2 separate regions of the Homo sapiens genome follow, and region 1 is linked to region 2. A link is a loop called in an ENCODE intact Hi-C map of the cell type or tissue named here. Cell type or tissue: K562. All regions are shown on one strand.

Region 1 (2,500 bases), 76 kb after region 2:
AGAGATATTTGAATATTATTCTCTTTCACTTTAGTTTGACCACATTATGCTGTTAGCTATTCAGTATTTGGAAGGCTGACAGATACTTAAAGTTGAAAAGCAAAGATTTATGTTTTTGAATACTCAGGAGATTGTCATTTCTTGATAAAATATTATTAAATGATCATATAGTGCTATTTATGATATCTTCTCATTGTTATTCATCAGATTTTTAAGTACATCTAAATGAGAACTTGATTAAGTGAGTGTGAACTAAATATCAGAGAAACCAAAGTTGGAAAATAATTTATATTCAGACACTTGGCTTCTTACATGAAAATACTTATGTAACTTGTCTGTATTTTCTGTAATACTGATATTTTTCCAAAGTTTTAGTCGTTACCTTTAAGTAACTACTTGTCACCTCTTGTCACCTGGCTTTTGACAGGTATATAATGCATTTTTTATTCAGAAATGACTCAAGTACAATTCTTATTTAATTCTTGAAAGGATTACATGAGAAACAAGCCAACAAAAAGGCTTCTGTACATTCAAAATAGATACAAAGTTCAGACACTAAAAGCTTATACTTTATGAGTCTCTCAGAGCTACCCACTAATGTTTACTTAGTCTTATGTAAGTAAACTTTTTTGTATTCAGATAATAGTTAAGAAAATATATAATACACCAAATGGTGATACATGCTAAGGAGGAAAAAAAATGCAAGAGAGGGGTGATGGGGAGGACTGGGCAGGGTGGAGGGAGCCTTGTTATTATATGTAAAATGGTGAAAGGAAGACTCTCTGATAAGATGATGTTTGAGTTGATACCCCATGGAGGTGAGGAAGTGTGCCATGTAAATTTCTCTCATCACCTATACATCAAATGGTGACCTCTCTCAAGTTTGTGTGTCCATTTCAGACCGCTTACCTTAGCTCTATTTAGTTCTTCACTTGGATGTCTAATAGATGTTTCAAACTTAACATGTCTAAAACTGAACCCCTTATCTTCACCCCAAACCTGCTTTATCCACAGTCTTCTCCATCTCAATTGAGTTTCTTCCTTCCTGTTACTCAGGCATTGGCATCATCTTTGACTCTTATACTGTACTTCATATAATCAGATAGGATTTTTTTTTGTCTGTATTTTCAGAATATACCCAGAATCTGACCTCTTTTCATCATTCCCACTGTTGCTACCCTTATTCAAACTCTCATAATTTTTGCCTGGATTACTGATACAAAATAATTATGAGTACTTGCTTTCTTCCTTGTCTCCCACCCCCACTTCTCAACATAGTACTCAGAGTGACCTTTTAACTGTATGTCAGATAATGCCTCTCTTCTGCTCAAAACCCTCCAGTGGCTTTCACTATCTCCAAGAGTAATAGAAGCCAAAATCCTTAAAACAGCCTAAAAGGACCCACATGATCTGGCTTCCTTATCTCCCATCAGTATTTCATTTACTCTTCTCTGCTGTCATTGCCTCTTTAGCTCTTAGGTCATGACGGGCATACTTTTGTATCAGGGCCTTTCCTCTTGACATTCCTTCTACCTAGAAACCTCTGCTCCAAGATTAATTCATTCAGCAAATACTTTATGGAGTACCTGTAATGCACCAGGCACTGTTTTAGGTATTAATGATAACAGAATGTAGAACTTATCAGAGTGGAGGAAAATAGATGATAATAAATTTTAAACAAATAACTTTTAAAGTATAGTATGTTAGAAAGTGTTAAGTGCTGTAGTAAAAAAGAAAACCTAAAAGTATCATAAAAGGGGATTGGGAGTAGAGGGGAATGGGTTGCAATTTTAAATTGAGTGGTCAGGGAAGCCCTTATTTGAAAGTAATATTTGAAGGCAGTAAGGAAGTTAATCATTCAGATATCACAGGCAAAGAATGTTTGAAATATAGGGAACAGTCTGTGCAAAAGGCCTCAAGGAGGGACCATTCCTGGCATGTTTTAGGAACAATAAGGAAAATGGTGTGTCTTAAAGCAGAATAAATTATGGGGAGAATAAAGAGATTGGAATTGGGGGTAGATGATTAGGGCCTTTAGGTGATTGTAAGGACTTTAGCTTTTATTCTGAGAGAGACTGAGATTTTGAACAGAATAGTGACATGCTCTGACATTTGATTTAAAAGGATCACTCGTTTATGTAGTGATAGACTGTGGCGGGAAGCAAAGGTGGAAGGAGGAAGACCGTTTGGGAGATTATTGCAATCCAGGGTACTAGGGGTGGAGTTGTACAAATCACGTTAAATTGTAATAATAAAAACTTATTATATACTCCTTTTAATTATCAATGACATTACACTTCTTCATGTGCATGGATTGTGTAAGGAATGTGTTTCATAAAACTATTTTACCCTTATTTCAAAACTTTTAAATAAATTATGTATATATTTATTTAGTAAAACTTATTTAACTACTATGTGTGAGCCTCTGGGAGTACAGTGGTGAAGAAAACAAAATCCCTACCCTCATTGAGCATATATTCAAGTCAGAAAGACAATAAAC
Region 2 (2,500 bases):
ATCCACCCAAGTATTTTCTTTTCTTCTCCCACTAATGGATAAATAGCTTATGCAATTTTCCTTATTTATATCCAGCATTCCCCATTAATGCTCCACAATCATTGGTCTACAAGGTATAAATGGCCTCAAGCTATAATTTGATGCAGCCCTCTATCATCAGCAAGAAAAGCATTACTGGGGCCAGGTGCAGTGGCTCATGCCTGTAATCCCAGCACTTTGGGAGGCTGAGGCAGGTGGATCACGAGGAGGTCAGGAGATAGAGGCCATTCTGGCCAACGTGGTGAAACCCCGTCTCTACTAAAATAAGAAGAAAAAATTAGCCGGGCATGTGGCGCATGCCTGTAGTCCCAGCTACCCAGGAGGCTGAGGCAGGGGAATCACTTGAACCCGGGAGGCAGAGGTTGCAGTGAGCCGAGATCCCACCACCGCACTCCAGCTGGGGGACAGAGCAAAACTCTGCCTCAAAAAAAAAAAAAAAAAAGAAAGAAAAGAAAACAAAAGCATTATTATTGGACGGGGTGCAGTGACTCATGCCTGTAATCCCAGCACTTTGGGAGGCCAAGGCAAGCAGATCACTTGAGACTAGAAGTTTGAGACCAGCCTGCCAACATGGTGAAACCCTGTCTCTACTAAAAATACAAAAAACAGCTGGGTGTTGTGGCAGGCACCTGTAATCCCAGCTACTGGGGAGGCTGAGGCAGGAGAATCACTTGAACCCAGGAGGTGGAGGTTGCAGTGAGCCAAGATCGCGCCACTGCACCCCAGCCTGGGCGACAGAATGAGAGCCTATCAAAAAGAAAGAAAAGAAAAGAAAGGAAAGGAAAGAAAAGGAAAGGAAAAGAAAGGAAGAGAAAGAAAGAGAAAATAAAAGAAAGATTAAAGAAAAGAAAGAGAAAGAAAGAAAAGAGAGAAAGGAAAGCATTAAAAGCATTATTATGCTCTATATTCAGATTCAACAGATATTTACTGAGCACATATAATCTTTAATGTATTTTGCTAGGTGTTATGGAGAACTACAAAAATATAGCAAGCATGGGTTCTACCCTTATGAACATTCAGTCTAGCAAAGAAGCAGTATAGTATGGATATCTACATAAAAGATCATAATATAAGCTATAAAGTATTAAAAATGACACCATTTGAGTTAAAAGAAAAAAGATGCTATTCAAAAAGCTCAGAGGAAAAGTTAGCTTCTAGTCAGGGTGGTGTCAAGGAAGCTTGGTGGGAGAGTATTTATACTAGAAGGATTAAAAGAAGTAGGATATCATGACTAGATAGGTTTAGTCATACAGCGGATGGGGCAAGGGCATTTTAGATAACCATAAGGACAAGGACCCTGAACTGGGAAATTATGCTGCATGTACAGGGAGTGACTGTGCAGTCTGACCAAAGAACAGGGCAAGTAATGAAGAAACTGGGGCCCCGGGTGGTTATGGATTACCCAGAGCCATAGCACCAGACAGCCCTAGAATGGGCATTGAATCCCAGGCGTTTTCCTTCTTTAATGCTCCCACAATATGACCAAGTCAACATTTTAGTCACTGCTCTGCTTTATTTACAACAACCCATTATATATTGTCCATTAAGTAATTGACTCAACAAACACTTATCGAATATCTAGTACACTCTAGGCATAATTGGATGCTATGGTCTCCAAGGCTGATTTGATATGTGTTATAAAATACTTTTTCCCAAGTGGGGAATAGGGCTAATATTGGGCTAAGACAGATTGTCTTTGTCTTTGTTAAAATTTTATAGAGTTATACTTCAGAGCAAATACTATAAACAACAAAGACAATTAAATAAACCACAAAAACAGATCTCTGTATCATGTTTTTCTACACGACATCAATACACTGAGTCTTAGCAATGACTGCCCATGTGTTTTTTCCATAACTATGCTTACTTATGTTTTAGCAAGGGGTAATACAGAAGGATATGAAACCCTCCATCCTTGAGCGAAAGTTTAAAAACATTTCTAGTATTATAGTAGAACAAGACTCACTTCCGTTTAGCTTATCAACCACCAAGAGACATTTCCCCTTTGTACTTGTTATGTTTTAGTGTAACTATGGAGACACAGCACTTTCCATGCAAGTGACACACATGATTTTGGTTTAACATACTCATTTTCTGAGAAACATTTTAAAATGTGGTCACTATTTTAAAAATTGTGGTCACTATGAGATCTTTGAGCTACTTTGGTATTTCAATGTAAATCCATACATTTGTTAGCAATATTCATTGAGGGAAGAGTTAAGTACCACGGATTATGGATTCTTTCTGATTCCATCAAACTATTCCTAATTAAAGCTTTGGTGCCAGAAAAAAAAAGGTAATTATGAATTGAACAAATTGGGCTATCAGATATTTTTATAAATCGTAGGGTATATCAAGTTGAGTTTTGAGAGCTCTGTTTCCAGGTATATGGCAGGCTAGGAATTCACACTGCACCTCCCACTGGAAACAATTAAAAAGGCTGAATTAAAAAAAATCTTAA

What was found. Peaks named below come from ENCODE experiments on the same cell type or tissue, not always from the same donor. Only the 100,000 strongest peaks of a DNase experiment are listed, where the experiment ranks them.
Region 1: it touches region 2 in a loop (4-fold over the local background); 12 of 110 quality-filtered maps call a loop at or near these places.

What each region holds. Positions count from the first base shown.
Region 1 is chr15:65,742,785-65,745,284 of GRCh38, reverse strand. The region is part of intron 4 of DENND4A (DENN domain containing 4A); the gene reads left to right. Among named protein-coding and RNA genes, the nearest start is that of MIR4511, 25 kb to the right of the region's middle. In K562, no CTCF peak of the experiment used is centred here; a DNase peak (open chromatin) is centred at 1,374.
Region 2 is chr15:65,818,661-65,821,160 of GRCh38, reverse strand. All of the region lies in intron 1 of LOC105370866 (a long non-coding RNA gene), which reads right to left. Among named protein-coding and RNA genes, the nearest start is that of DENND4A, 28 kb to the right of the region's middle. In K562, no CTCF peak of the experiment used is centred here; a DNase peak (open chromatin) is centred at 1,340.